Regions from separate parts of the Mus musculus genome. Here region 2 is linked to region 1. Evidence: chromatin loops called from intact Hi-C (ENCODE). Cell type or tissue: left cerebral cortex. All regions are shown on one strand.

Region 1 (8,000 bases):
AACAAATTCATCTATATTCTCACAAGCATCATTGCTGTCTTTTTTTCCCCTTTCCATTCAAGGCACTTTAAAAACACCTGTGCCATTCATAGGCAACTTTTGAGCAAAAGGCAGTCAAGCTTGGGGAAGGCTGTTTAACTGATTTCCTGATGTCAGAGACAAGCTCATCTTGCTCTAAAAGTAAGATGGAGTTTGGAGCTCACGAAGAAGGCTTGCGGATTTTATGGGTCTGAGCTGATGAAATTTCCTGGCTTACCTGAGGCAGAAGAGACAACCTGATGGGTCAGCTTTTGGAGGCTCGGCAGACATTGCATACCCAAGCACTGCCTTCAGCTCCCCATGGGCAGATCCAACCAGTAGGGCCACATGTCTTGACCAGTTCCTATCTTTTCCCATAATGAAGGCTATTGGCCTCTGGCTTGGACCAACCCACCATGACAGTTTGCTCCATGCCTGCCCTGAGCCTTCCGTGAAGACAGCTCTGACCAGCAGTTAAATTGCTGAGTTGTAAGGATCTGAAGCCTGCTCAGAAGTTAAACACTCCAGGCATAGAACACAATGGGTTTTCAGAGCACTGGTCCAAGAGAATGCAAATGTATTGAAAGCGGTTTTTCTCCAGGTTTTACATAATTACCATTTATGTCTCCAGGAACTGTTTCCCCAGCCCAGTTTAGGGTGAAAGCGTTTTTTTAAAGACTTTCCCTGCAGATGACATATGAGGCACTAACCTTTTTTCATGTGCCCAGATGTTAAGTTCATTTTCATCACATTTATGCAAATTTCATTTGAACAGTAAATCAAAAGAAATCTTAAATCATCGTACACTATTTAAAAATCAACACTAAAGCCGGTTTACTCGCAGCTATCTCTAACATAAAGTCACAGCTAATGAGCTGAGCACCATAGTTCCTTTTCCCATACAATGGCTATAACAAGACCTGAGGTCCTCCACATCCTCCACATGGGAGCATTGCTACCCGTTCACTCTCAAGAGTCCAGTTTCCTCAGATTAACGATGCTCTGTACATCAAAGCCTTCCAAAAGTTTTCCAAACTTTGGGAAATCGGGGGACCCTCAGTCCAGGAGTCTGACAACCACATTAAGTGTCTATGTTAGGCCCTCCAATGCAAAACCTGGGCTCAGTGGCCATGCTTTCAGAAGCTGACTCTTTGTTGGTCAGGTTGGGGTGGGGGATGCTAATTCCTAGGGCGCCGTGTCCTGATTGTCGGGGAGCTGGGCAGAGTGCTATCATTACCAACAACTCAGCCAGGCGGGTAATGGTGAGATCAAGAGACATTTGCACCGCTATCAGGATGACATCATAGCTAAAGCAGCCTTCAGCCAAAGCCCTAGGCTCTCTTAGAGTAGAGGCCAAAGGGCTATGGGGGGAGGTGCCCCCCCCCCGCAACTCCCAGAGCTGGAAGCTGAGTCTCAGGCCCCTGCCATGCAGGGTGGTGGGCCTTGCCCACAGCCAAGTTCCCAGGCAGGCCCAGAAATGGGAAAGACAGCTGGAGTCTTCTCCAACGCAATCTACTTTCCCCCTCCATCCTGCTCACTGCAAATAATACTACTAATAATAACATAGTATGCATTTTTTTCAACAATTTGAAATTGTGAAGCCATTTCCCTGACCAGGGTGGAGCCGGCATGCCATGCCCGCAGCTACATCTCTGCTGTAGAATTGATAGCATTTCCAACCGAATTGTCAATCTGTTGGTGGTGACCCTCTCTTAGGCAAAACAGCTCTCACTCCATTTTTTTCAAGCAATAGAAACAGAGGACGCTGAAGGGGAAGGCAGACTGGAAAGGAAGCCTTCCTACTCTTGTTTTGGTTGCTTTTCTTCCTTTTAAAGCCCAGCAAAACACAGGGGCGCACACGCGAGCGCACGCACACCCTGAGACACAAACCTTAGAATAATGGGGGAGGCATTTGGCGACAAACTGCATCAGCGGCGCGGCGCGACAGGCAACCAACCCCGCTCACTCGCAGCTCAGCTCTCCAAGCCGCGGCAGCGACGGTGGCGGTGGCGGCGGCGACAGAGACCCGTCACCCTCCCAAAGAACCCCTATGCTCAACTCTCAACTGTGTCCCCAAGATCTCCTCTTCAGGCTCGCCTCAACTATGCGCGTGGCCCAGTCACCTCACCTCGCCGGAAAAGTGGAGAGACAGGGTTGGGAGTTGTGTTTAAAAAAAAAAAAAAAAACAGCAAAAAAACAAAACAAAACAAAAAGTTCCTCGAACATCCAGCCCAGCAGATGCAATTCTCCCGCCCGCTGCACACTCTCCCCGAGCCGGCCGGGCACTCGCCCCCAGCACTGCGCCCTCACCTCGGGGCGCGCGGAGGGCACCGCAGGGCACTTACTTGGCACTTGCTTTTGAGTGTGCAGGTCGTCGCGGTTTTCACTTGGGTTTTCAAATAAGTTTCAGGGAGGAAGGAGGCAAAAAAAAAAATCCAATTATGCAAATGGACTCCGGCCGGGGGAGGCGCGCGTTGAATCTGACGCTGCTACTGTATGAGTTCTTGGAGCAGCCCCGGCCCGGCAGATTTATGGGGGCGCGTCACGGCTACGCCAGGTCCCGCCGCCGGAGCATCTCGAAGTTAATTAAAGCGGTAATGTCCACTTTCCTGGCGACCCTCCGTGCGTGGGTTTACTATTTCACCCTCCAACACGACCCAGGAGGGGACACTGATGTGCCCCCCACGCCCCTCTTCTTTCTCTCTTCTTCCCCCTCTTCTGCCTCTCTCTTTCTCTCCCTCCTTTTTCCTCTCTTTAAGTCGCCTGCTTTGCACTCAGTGAACAATGAACAAAGATGTGAGTGATGGGGAAAGATCGCCCCCCTCCCAGCCCAAGCAGTGAGCGAAGCTGGTCTCAAAGTCAAAATCCAGTTGTTAAAAACTGAGAAAGAAAACCAGGGTCTCCACGCTAAGCTCCCTTTCTACACACACGTACACACGCACGCACACATATGAGCAAGCACACCCCACCCCAAGTTCACCTAAGCCCTGCCTGGAGACCTAGGGACCGTGGGGGAAAAGCCAAGGCCCCGGCGCGCGGGGATGCCCAACTCGCGGTGGACACGAGGGGACAGCAGGGACAGGGGAGCTGTGCTCGCTCCGGCCAAGATCATTTCCCGCGCCCCTCCCAGTCTACTGCCCCCACCACTACCCACCGGCCCCCTCCCAACGTCTACACCGAGAGGCCTGGCCCCACGGCCCCGCTCCGGCTGCAGCCGGCCGGATGCGCTCAGCAAACGCGGCCCCTGTCGGATTTCTGCTAAACTGCAGAGCGGCGGCGGCGACTGCCCAGAGAAGCGCAGGAGGAACCCAAGGCCAGCTCGGCGCGCACTCACCCTGCTAGCCCGCTAGTCCTAAAGCCGGTGCCCCGGGCCGCCCACCCGCGCGCACCTCAGAGGATGCACACGCACAGCGCGCTCGAGCCCCGCAGGCAGGGACCGCACGTAGCCGCCGTTATTTTCCGCTCAAGTGAAAACTAAGGCGGCTGACGAATCACGTCTCCTGCGAGGCACCCGTTAGACAAAACAATATCCTGCAAACAAAACCCGGCCACCGCTGCCACCCGCGCGCCAGGCCGGGACCCCGCCCTGCTCCTCCCAGGCCCCAGCCCCTGGCTTCTGCCCGCACCGACCCCAGCCTTCCAGGCTTGCATCCTTCCAGGAAAGAACTCGGGGACTTGAGTGTGCGCTCACCAAGAGGCGGACAAACAGGAAGGACTCACAAACCGGGAGTGAAAAATGGGGGCCACTTAACTTTCCACCTGTCCCTAGAGAAACCTTGCGGGGAATTTTCTCCGAAGAGTTGGTCTCTCTCTCTCTCTCTCTCTCTCTCTCTCTCTCTCTCTCTCTCTCTCTCTCTCCTTTTCTCTCTCTAACTTCCACAGCGCTAATTTCCACCTTCCCTCACTTCTCATACCTTCATGTATGTGGAGATAATCTATATTGTAATTGTTTGCAAAATTGCAACAGATGGGAGCATCGAGATCTGGACACTTCTACTTCTCAAAGAAAACCCTCTTTTTATTTTTATTTTTATATTATTATATTTTTGCCTAAAATACATCTCAAGTCCCGCCTACGACTGTTTTCCTTAATTCATCTTCAAATTTAAAATAAAAATGCCTTGAAGCAAACAGAAAGGCTTATTAGCGACGTTCATTCTCGCTCCAGCCTTGGGTTGGGCTGAGGATGAGCCCCCGCCCCCCCGCCCGCAGGAAAAAAAAATCTTGCTCTTCCCAGGACCACCCCCCAGTGGCCCCCTCTCCTCGATGTTACCCCACCCCCGCCCCCCTCCACACACACACTCGGCCGCACTCCTTCACTCTGATTGGCCTCACGTTTCCAGCTCGGGACTAGCCGGCTCATTTCCCTCCATAACCTGTTACTTATTTATTTATTTCTGTGTCTCAGGCCCCCGCGGGCCCCCGGGACCTGGGCCGGACTGGGGCAGGTGCTGAGGGCGACGCACGTGTATTCTGGCGCCTCTAAGGTCTCGAGGTCCTGGGATCGCCCCCCAGGCACCTCGGCCGGGCCTTGCGGGGCTCTTAGGACGCAGGAAGCCGATGCAAACACAAAATGGCAGGTCTTGGCCGCCCTCTACACCCGTAAGTTAGGCACCCCGTAAGCATCAGCTAACTTTGATTTTTTAAAAAAATAATTGCCAATTACCCCCTGATTCCGAGGTGGAGTGCAGATCGCACCACGTACGATGGCGCGACGGGGGTGGAGGGGGGAGGCGAAGGTAGCCGGGGACCGCCTCACCCCCCCCCCCCCGCCAGCCCCGGCACTGGAGCAAACGGGTAAAGTCGCTGGAGAAGTTTCCGCCGCGCAGCCTCCCCTCTCTCTCGGCTCCCCCGGCCCCCGACCCTGCGGAAAGTTTCCCCGGCCGCGAGCTGAGGCCGGGAGCGCAGGCAGGAGGCGCGGGCCGGGCTGGGTGGACGCCGGATCCCACTGGCGCGCTGAGCGCTCGACCCTGGGGACTCCCTTTCAAAGTAACGGTCCCGGGACTGGGGCTGCGGTGGGAAGGCGGCGGCCAGGGCGCGGGTCCCGCTCTCCGCCGAAGTTCTCCAGCGCCATTCGATGCCGGGTGGCCGCCTCTACTCGGTTTTTCTCCTCCTGTTTTTTTTTTTCTTCCACATACCCCCCCCCTTTTCCTCTTAACCCCCGCTGACAGCTTCTCTCGCCAACGTCACAACCACGGATATTTAATTAGACCATATTTTTTAATCGCGATGGGGTGAGAAGCAACCGGGTTACAGGCCTCGCCTGGTGGGGGGGAGGGGGAGGCGAAGGGGGGAGAGAACCACGCCAAGTGTCCAAACTCACTTTGCCACCTCCCAGAGATCAGGGCCGCCACCACCACCACCTGGCACCCGCGCGCCCCTCCACTCCGCCGCCCCCACCCCCAACCCCAGCCTCCCCACCACCTTTGTTTGCCTTACCTTAAAACATTAAACGCGGGCGTCGGGAGCAAACTCGGGCACGTAAACCGAGCGTTGTAAAAGATTGTGTTCAATGAATAATGAAACATGTCCACATGATTGACTTGATCATTTTCCGGGGCTGAGGGGGGACGGGCGCCCAGCTCGCGCGCCTCAGTCGCCCACTCGCCAGAGCCCGGCCAAGTGCTCTCAGCCCAGCCCGAGCAGGGCAGGCTCGCTTTTCATCAAGCTCATTTCAGAATCGCCCCGTTCATTGATACTCATCATCCAACCCCAGCAGACATCCCATCCCCTGCTCGGCCTCCCCCTATCTGGTAGGTGAAATGCATTGTACCATTAAAAACGCTCTCCATTGTCGCCCTGGCGTAATTCACAGCAACTAGATAGGTCTTTCAGCATTTAGCTTTGATGAGCCGGAGACTGAACCCTTGATATAATAATCTACAAAGAATGGTGTGTGGTCGTCCATTTTTTCTCTCTGTCTAGCAACTAAGAAACCATTTAACACAGCGCAGCTTGCTTCTGACCTTGAGCTCATGTAAACACACTTATTAAAATCTATCTATTCTCCAAGAGCTACATTCTGATTGTCAGACTCGTTACGGAGACATACATCAGCCCCTTCGCTTGTCACTACTTTGCATTCCTGCCTTTAACTAAAGAATTTTTTATCCAGCCGAGAGGCAGAGAGCGATTGCCACGGAGAGAGAGGAGAGAGAGAGACGCGGAAAGGGGGAGAGGAAAACGCGTAATTCTTACCTGCTCCTCAAACTATTTAAAGTCTGTTTCTTTTCTGGGGTGAAAAAAAAAACTCCCGGGTGAATCTCGGTGGACAGCGGGACGTGGAGAATCAGTCACAGCCCGGGCGTTTAAGGGAGTCATCAGCGATCAAATGACGTTGATCCGCGCTGTAACCTTGTGGCGTATTTAATGTAAATAAGGCCGTTATGTTGCCAATCGCCGCGATACAAACACCGAGAGGTCCTCAGCCTCGCCTCCCGCGCCTGCCATTAGAGGCGACTTTATTTACAGACACTATTTAGGAGATCATGATAATTCTAAAACAATACTAGTGCCAAATGATTATGAAAATATGATTTTAATTAATCACGTAGTAGGCAAGGAAATTAGCATACGGTAATTAAACTTCGAGAAAAACGTCATGCAGGTTCTCTGCCTTATGGGTCCAGAATAATCATCGCGGTGGGCTCCGAGACTTAATTACGAAACAAAATAACTTTTTTAAAGGCAACTTTGCAAGGCTGGTCCTCCAGGCGAACGTTTGGGTAAATAATACAAGCCAAGGTATCAAAGTGGGCATTTCAGTGATGGAGAGGGGAAAGATGGGGGGGAAGCCGAATAATGCAATTAAGAATTCTCTGTCCTAGAGTTGACAAAAGCGGGTGCCTCAAAAGCCTCTTTGTTATGGGATTATATAATGATCCTGGTGTCATTATGGAGAGAGAGAGAGAGAGAGAGAGAGAGAGAGAGAGAGAGAGAGAGAGAATTCAATAATAATAAAAGAAGTATGCAGAGACACCAACAAGCAGCTTGCTTTTAAAGAAAGGCTGTCATGTGGCATTGGGTGTACTGAGAGGAGGACAAGGTCCTACAGAGTTGACAAATAAAGGAGATGAGTGAGGAGAGAGAGAGAGAGAGAGAGAGAGAGAGAGAGAGAGAGAGAGAGAGAGAGAGAGAGAGAGAGAATGAGAATGAGGCCTGTGCTGTGCACCGTTAAGAAGGGATGAAGAGAGATCGATTATACAAAATACCCAGCCACTGAGGCACTTAAGCACTGATTCAGGTAACGCAGGTTCCAACTTGTCCGAACTAAGTTCTCCTTCAAGATGACTAGAGGATTTTAAACTCCCGGGCACCACCACAATACATCAAACGCAAAGATACAGAAAAGCTCTCGCCAGCTGCCCACCACCCCTTCAGTTTCAGCGGAAGGATCCACTCAGATGCAAGCAGCAGTTCTAGAGCGAGGGCAAGGTTCAGAAACTTGGAGGAGCTACCAGCATCCGGCCTGGTGGGGTAGCTGCACCAGCTCTAAGAAGCTACTGGCAGTGGGCACTGGCCTGGTCACTGCTGCGGATCCTAAACCGGCTCTAGAGAAAGCCAGTATCATTCTCTTTCTCTCCCTCCCTCACTCTCTCCCTCCCTCTCCCGCTCTTGCATCTTTACACCCCTCCTTTCTGGCTAGGAAAACCTGGAACTGATGGCAAGCTAGTTCTTTGAGACTCTTAAAGGCCTAAAGAGTGTCAAGAGTGCATGAATTAGACCATGTTAGAGTGCATGAATGTATGTATGTATCTTCTGCCACCACCACCACCCCCCCAAAAAAGTTTAGGAATGAATTATTCTCCAATCTGATGTGCTTAAAATTCTATCTGGAGAAATACAAGGTTTGGGGTGGGGTTTTTTCCCCCTTTATTCTGTAGAAATTATCAAGGATAGCACTATCTCTGTGGGAGTGGAGTTGGAGTTCTTTATTTCAGTTCTTCCTGGATCGACTGATTATATTCTGTGGTCTTTTGAAC
Region 2 (8,000 bases), 210 kb before region 1:
CCCAACAGAAGATGAGCCCTGTGGAGTTACACTATGGCCAGGGTGACTTCTGGGATGGGAACAGACTTTCCTTCATGATGACCAACTACCTGACATAAATAACCAAAGGGAGGAATTGTTTCTTTTGGCTCAAGATAGCTCAGAGAGTTCAGCCCAGCATGGAGAGAGAGCATGGTAGGAAACCATGGTTTACATAACAGAAGCCAGACGTCAGAGAAAGGGGATGTGCAGGAAGAAGCCCTAGCAAGAGGTAACTGCAAGGACACACCTCTAGTAACCTTCATGAAATCAGGCTCTACCTCTTACCTATGCCACTTCTTGCTGTAGAAAATGTTCCTCCTAGCAATAACTGTCACTTCTAACACATCAGCTGTGCTTACTTGAAAAGCCCATCAAACATATGGGGCTGTGGCACTCCCTTAAAGACTGTATTGGAGGGTCATTGAGCCCTCACTTGAGTTTCCAGTCACCCCTCCCAGCCTTTTGTATATGATTCTGTACTAAGTGCCTTTGACCTCAGGGCCTCAGGAGGTACTAGAGAATACAGATCAAGGAAAGTTAATTGCAGAGGGTCTCTACCTCTGCATGACTATGGGGAAGCCATCTTTAATGCCAAGCAAAGACTTTCCCCAGTGGGACTGCTTTGGTGTCACCCATGCTTCTGTGAGTGACTCCTCCTTCATGCTCTGGAAATGAAGCCAGACAAACACACAGTTCTCCAGGGTGAACTTAGGTAGAATTGCACTTTGGTTTGTCACATGGACGGTATAAGGAGCAGGGAGACACTATTTACATTTACCCAGGGAAAGAATTCTTGACACACCTCTCACCAATCCCAGTGTGATATGAATCCACAGAGGGTTAAAAATCAGAGCCTTCAGAATCCAATCACTCACAACCCACTAGCTGGCAACTCCCCCACCCCGCCCCCCACTCTCTCTCTCTCTCTCTCTCACACACACACACACACACACACACACACACACACACACACACACACAGGATATGGTAGTCCGGTTCATGTTCAAATCATTCCAATGGTGCTGGGGAGGGAAAGAAGCAGTGGAAGAAGATAGGAGACCTGAGAACATGAACACTGGAAGGGATCTCACTCTTTACCACTACCCAACCCAACTCCAAAGTGAAGTCCACAGAAGCAGGAAGAGTGCTGTTCTAGCAGCCCAGCAACATGGCTGGAACTAGGACCAGGGCTAGTTTCAAGGTGAACTGTGAGCTTCTGCTGTGAACTACTGTCTTTTCTTTTCCTTTGTTGTTGTATTATTGTTTGGGGGTTTTGTTATGTAAACCGGGCTGGCTTTGCTGAAAGCTGGGTTTAAAAGCATATGCTACCACATCCAGTTTCTTGTGTGTGTGTGTGTGTGTGTGTGTGTGTGTGTGTGTGTGTGTGTGTTTGTGAACCTCTGTGAATATACAGAGATCAGAGGACAGCTTGCAAAGATCAGTTTTCTCCTTCCACCATGTGGGTTCTAGAAACAGAACTCATGCTTACATGCTTGGCTGCAAGCACCTTTACCCACTGAACCATTTGGCTATCCCAAAATGGTTCTTAAATGTTAGAAGAAGAAAAAGAAGAGGAAGAAGAGGAAGAAGAAGGAGGAGGAGGAGGAGGAAGAGGAAGAGGAAGAAAAGGAGGAGGAAGATGAACAAGAACAAAAAGGAGGAGGAGGAGGAAGAGGAAGAGGAAGAAGAAGAAGAAGATGAACAAGAGGAAAAAGGAGGAAGAGGAAGAGGAGGAAGAAGAGGAAGAAGAACAAGAAGAGAAAGAAGAAAAAGGAGGAGGAAGAAGAGGAGGAGGAGGAGGAGAAGAAGAAGAAAATCAAGAACAAGAAGAAAAAGGAAGAGGAGGAAGAGGAGGAGGAGGGGAAGGAGGAGGAGGAAGAGGAACAAAAGAAAAACAGTGTATTTGACTCTGACTCCAGTCAGGCCTGTGATGTTGCATTTCATGAGAAGAAAAAGCGCCAAGGAACAGAAACTGCAGATAGTGTCTGTTTGCACAGGTCACCTATGAGTCCTTGTGTAGTTCCTGCCCCCACAGAAGGACAACATCATCCACCACAACAGTGCCTTCTGCTAGCCTGCCACAGGGGTGTTATACAGGCCACATCCTCTGGCCCAGAACTCACCCGAGTCCCTGTGATCAGGTGTGCACAGTTTCTAGGTAAAGAAAGGTCAGTGTGAGTCAAATGGACAAAGCTAGTGCCAGCAAGCATACATCCCAGTATGAAGTCATGCCATTACTCAGGGGCTCTTACTTAGGATCCCAGTGACAGGTTCGCAGGCAGTGCACAGTCTGCCAGTTGCCCGGCTCATGAGTCAGTGGCGAAAATGACAGTGTGGACAGAGACTAAGAGACAAGTTTCAGAGCCTCCTCTCTGTCCCACGTGTAGACACACCAGCCTTTCTGTGATGCTCACTCAAAAAAAAAACCATGTCAAGGCAGCCCTGCCAAGGTGCCCAGCTCCTCTGAGACCTGTGCTTCTCCTGCTTTCCACTCCCTGCCTTTCAAGAGGCTTCCTCGGAAACCAGACTCTCTTCCAGTACCTTCCTGTGGGTGTGCTTTATGGCCAAGGAGAGAGGACCACAGCTAGGGGCAAGTCAGTGTGCTGTGATTTCAATGTGGAATGTCCCTCCAGCTTGGTACCCAAGCAGTGATGGAGTTCTGGGTGGTTGTAGAACCTTTAGGAACTGAAGTCTTGCTGGTAAAGACGATGCTGGAGGAGAGCCTTAAAAGTTTCTGTCCAGCCTCACTTCTGGCCAGAACCCCCACATGTTCAGTATTATGTGAGAAGCCAGCATAGCAAGCTTCCTTAGCCAAGGACCAAGTCACTTCACCCACCATACCTTCCCTGCTATGATGCGCTATACCTTCTGAACCCGGCTTCAGGGTAAATAAGACTCTCTCCCCTTAAGTTGCTTCTGTTGGATATGCCATGAGAATAAGGACAGAGGTAACTAATATTTCATTTCTGCCTGCTACTGGCATCACCAAGACTGGTTAGGCTCTACAGAGGGAACGAGCTATTCCTCTCTGCTCAGTAAGTTGCTGGCAGCCAGACGAGGAGATGCACACCTGTAAGCCCAGCACTCAGGAGGTGAGGCAGGAGGATGGAGCGTTCAAGACCAGATTGGCCTATTAAAATAAATAGTCACTTAGGTAACTCCTTAACCCTTTAGGATGTAAGGGCACAAACAGGACAGCAGGAAAGTCCTGGAGCAATGACACCTGTCTTCCAGATGTCCACCTCGATCCACATCATTTGACAGATCCTAGACTGTGTGTGAGCCTCTGTGGGCTACAATTGCTCCCTCTTTCCTCACCTTTGCATCCCCAATATATATTGCTCAGCATCCAGAACCTACTTAGTGCTTCATCCTCCCCTAAGTAAACAGATGAATTAATGACTGAACACGGGCACATGCTCTATAAATGAACGAATGGGTGGAAGAGCAGCCTAGGGCAGCGGCCTCCCTCACTCCAGAGCAAGGCCATTTCAGAGGGTTCAGACCTGGCTTCGAATGGCACAAACCAGGCCAAGACTCCTCCCTCACCTGGGATTATGATATCACGACATGGTCCAGATGGAAGATCATTTCCACCATTATGGATAATAAACAAACGAACAAACAAGACAAAGCAGCTTTATCAAAATCTTAAATATTTTTACTGATAAAGACAACACTATATCTGACTTGTTCTTCAAGGAGAGCGACCACTGTCCACTTTGATACTGAGCTCACCAATGGGCAAGTTGGAAAAGCTCCAACGTGCTTCTCAGGATGACAGGGGAAGCAGAGGGAAGCGGCACACCACACTCAAGGGCCACCGAGCTTAGAGTGCCAACACACTGCCTACATGCCGCTTTAATAAGGGTAACACTGTGATGGGGCCCTGCTTCCTTATGCATCTGATGGCTTTGAACCTGAGTCTGGACACAAGGGAAAAAAAATGGGTGGAGTGTCAACCAGGATTCCATTTGTATGAGACACCTCTATGAGAGACTGAATGCTTCCCTCTGTGGACTATCCTAGACCTGTCGCAAGGAAGCAGGATTTCTCAGGCAGATGCACTGCCTCACAAGGATTGTGAAAAATGGCCCAGATCCTTGGAAGCATGTGACAAGGTACTATAACCAAGGCCACCCATGTCACACTTCCTTAGGACGCTCACTGGAGAGAACACTCTCTTCTCCAGCGCTCTTCATCTTCAGGGGGAAGCCCCTCCCACCTGCCCCACCCCTGCCACGTGTAGTGGTGGGCAGCAGAGCCAAGGAGTCAGCTTGTGCTGTGTCTCTCACTTCTCTCAGACACATGTCACATGTCACACAAGAGCCCCAAGGGTCCCACAAGAAGCTAAACCCTCACTTTCTCTTGGTAAGGAAAATGCAAACAGAATGCCAGCTGAATTGCACCCAGACAGCTCCCCTTGATTTCAGCACAGCTCCTGGTGAAGCCCCAGCCACCCACCAGGTAGCTACAGACAAAGTTTAGACACTCATTGCTTTAGGACACTAGTGTTTCCTTTGAAGATGCAAATCGGGTCAAGAGTGGTATCAAATCTGTATACTTTGACCCTATTTGTCATGAGCCTAGCCACTGAATTCTAGATCCTGCCTCCCCAGGGAATTTAAAGAAAGGCATCCTTCCACTACATTAATGGGCCTTGTTTTTCCAAGGTGTCTCTATACTTAGCTAGAACAATTGAGCAAAGGCAAGAAGTAACCTACAACATCAAATAAACAAGTGGAGAGGCAGCCGGGACAGTAAGTGGTCCCCTGACAAAGCCAACTTAAGCCTGATCTGTCTCTAGAATTAACCAGGGCAGTGCAGAGGGAAAGCCCGCACTTTAGCTATGCGAGTCCCAGAGGAGGGGCCTCAGCCTACTCAGGTGCTTGGATGCTCAAGATATGCCCAAGGAAAAAAAATCCCCCAATTCTACCCAAGTGCTGCTCCTCTGAGCTCCGCGGGGAGGGTCTGTGGCTTTCTGAGAAGGGCCTTCCAGATGGCGCCTAGATGCGGCTGTGCCAGACTCCACAGCTTAAGTAAATGTTGCCACCATCCCATCCTGCCAGAAAAAGGCAAGGGAGACCCTCAGCTCCTCTCAGCTGCAGCCACGATCATTCCTGGGGAGATCAAAGCCCCCACCACCTGCCTGCCCACCCTCCTCAATCCATTCATCTTGGAGGGCTCTTCTGTGTACTCTCTAGTCACTGCCAGCCATTTTCCTTCCAGGCCATGCTTAGCGTGTCAACAAGGGTGGGAAATGCCTGTTGGATACCCACATGGGTGGTGAGGTCCTGGGAGGGTGACCAGGAGACCCCAGGTTTACAGATGGCACAAGTTTCAGTGCTGTCACCATTAGTTAGGTGAGTGCCCAGAGCTGACAGTCCATCTCCAGGAGTATTTCAAACTCTTACCCTCAACGCTTACATATAGCTCCACAGTCAAAAATCTTCACTGACTTCGCAGGACACACTGCTCCTACAAAGTGGCACCAAGAATGTTGCGTTCTAGCCGGGTGGTGTTGGCACGTGACTGTAATCTCATCACTCAGTAGGCGGAAGCAGGTGGATCTCTGAGTTCGAGTCTAGCCCATTCTACAGAGCTGGTTCCAGGACAGTCAGGGCTACACAGAGAAACTCCGTCTCCCTCCCCTCCGCCCACCCCACCCCCACAAAAAAAAGTTGAGTTCTCAATGGATTCTACATTTTTCATCTTGAGATCCCCAAATATCCTGGGGAGTCTAGAGTCTGGAATTGGTGGAATATTCCATAGTAAAACTGAGGACTCAAAATTTAGCCTTGCTCCCAAGCTTCCCAAAGGTCACATGAAATTTGGGCCTCCAAGGGGTAAATTAAGGTACATTCCAGCCTTCCTTTCCAGAAGAAAATGTATTTCTTGTATGCAAGGTGCAAAGCAACCCAAAGAAGGGATTCAAAGGATAGGCTACCTGATGAAGACCAGGGTGGGGTGAGCAGGAGGACCCCCCCAAGGACCCTGTACACAGACGCTGCACCAGTTCAGCACAGGTAAAGTCAACCTGGTGGGTGGAATTTCCTACCGACCTAAAGACAACCGCGAATGGGTAAAAGGCAATTCTTCCTATGCCTGCGTCTGGACAAACTTAACTGTGCTCGTTTTTTCCAAGCTAACCGTTTAATCCTTTCCTCCACTGTCACCTGCCCTTTGCTCTTCCGTGTTTTACTTGTGACCATTGATTGCTCAATTGGGTGAGCACCGTGGAGCACCTTGGGTGTCTCACATATCCATGGGCTGGAGCACACCAGGGGGGAGAGAGGGGATCACCACAGGGCGCCCAGTCTGCATACTGGTAAACTGAGCCCATCATCTGAACATTGGCTGGGCTTCGAGCAAGCATAGGCCTAGAATCTAATCAGCTGTACCCCAAATGGTGTCCACAAACTGTAAAGAGTGTAGAGGAGGCTGAAGGCCTCCAGAATCTCTTCTGCCATACTTCCGATGGGAAGACTGTCAGAGCTAAGGGCATTTTTCTCTGGCTGGGTTGCTAAGGGACAGCCAGCATGCAGCCTCAAAGGAAGCAGGGCTTACAGTCCCCATTCGAGGGGGCCAAGTGTGACAACAGAAGCCCCTGAGTGTCACCATATTGTTTGCAAATAGTTGCTGCTAAACACAAAGCGATGAGAATCCACCTTGGGATGGGAAGCTGATTCCAAAACGAAATATTGGGAAGCATTGGGCTCCCATGGGAGAAAGGAGATGAAGTGACAGCCAGTGAGTGACTGTCAGCTGACATCATAAGCTGCTCCAGGAAAGTGGACCACCTCAGGACCATGAGCTAAAGGCTAAGGGAGGATGCCCAGGCCTCTGACTCTTGGCCTCTCTGACATTCCCCAGGAGTCTCAACCAGTGGATCCATCCAGGCAGGAGGCCACCAAATCATCAACTTTGGAGGAAGGACCTTGGCCAGCGTCTGCCTGGGCACTGCTTCGGCACACACAGGCTGGGCCTCCGTAAATCTCCACAAACACAGTGGCCGCCTGCACATGCTCCCACGGCGGGGACGGAAGGGCTGCATATGGTGTACAGCTTTAACAGCTGAGCTTTAAAAAAAAAATAGTGCAGCTTTTCAAATCCATGAATCTGGGGTTGGGGTGGGGGTCCGGAGTCAGGGTGGAGGAAAAGAAGAAGCTGACGGGCATAGGAGTGAGCCCCTTGTATGAAATTTTATTATTCAGGGAATTTCATCCTACCTCCCGTTCAAAGGTCCCTTTGCAAAATGACACAGCGCTGCTTCCTGCCTGCCATCCATGAGCTTACTCATCTTCAAGTTTCTAAAGGCATCTACAAATGACTTTTTAAAATGGAAAACGAAAGTGTCTCATCTATCTATGAGGGAGTGGCACCCATGCTCTCCCATGGGCTAAACATTCTTAAGGCAGTTTATAAATGGAACAATTGTTCCCCCAAAGTTGGGACCTACAAGAGGTCAGTTGCCGCCATGCCTTGGGGGGCACCCTTTAGCTCCCCTCCTGGAGGTAGAACGTGGTGACAAAGGTGGCAGAGCCTGATCCCCTCGCAGTTTTCCTGGAATGGCCTCTCAACTTTTGCTTTCTGTTTCCTCTGCTGCTAATGACTGGCCCTGGCTCTGCAGCCAGCTCCGCTCTCCCCCCCTCCCAGCCCCCTGTTGCTGCAGCCATCCCCGAGCTCCAGTATAAAGTTTGGCTTTTGCAGCAGGAAGCAGCTGGGCCAAGCAACCAGCGAATGATAATGACCTCAGAAATCTGCTGTTCGCTCGGCAACAATAGGGTGCTCAGTCTACTGGAAAATTGTGTTCATCAGCTAACTCTGCTCAGTTACTAATTGACATTGCCAAATATTTTAAGAACAATTGGAATGCACAAGCAAAAAAAAAAAAAAAAAGAAAGAAAGAAAAAAAAGAAAAAAAGGAAAAAATTTTTTAAAAGAAAAGAAAGAAAGAAAAGGGGAGGGAGACCTTAATC

Evidence for each region. Hi-C counts contacts between places; a loop is a spot of excess contacts. Peaks named below come from ENCODE experiments on the same cell type or tissue, not always from the same donor. Only the 100,000 strongest peaks of a DNase experiment are listed, where the experiment ranks them.
Region 2: it touches region 1 in a loop (3-fold over the local background); 3 of 42 quality-filtered maps call a loop at or near these places.

Annotation. Positions count from the first base shown.
Region 1 is chr7:37,767,233-37,775,232 of GRCm38, forward strand. It overlaps Zfp536 (zinc finger protein 536), which reads right to left and starts at 2,520. Exons shown (of 6, transcript NM_172385.2): 1 at 2,364-2,520. In left cerebral cortex, a CTCF peak has its summit at 3,271; DNase peaks (open chromatin) are centred at 1,951, 2,524, 2,805, 3,336 and 4 more places; H3K4me3 peaks cover 5,744 bases; H3K27ac peaks cover 4,167 bases.
Region 2 is chr7:37,555,752-37,563,751 of GRCm38, forward strand. The region is part of intron 4 of Zfp536 (zinc finger protein 536); the gene reads right to left. Among named protein-coding and RNA genes, the nearest start is that of 4930505M18Rik, 110 kb to the right of the region's middle. In left cerebral cortex, no CTCF peak of the experiment used is centred here; DNase peaks (open chromatin) are centred at 4,144, 7,017 and 7,727; H3K4me3 peaks cover 421 bases; H3K27ac peaks cover 1,150 bases.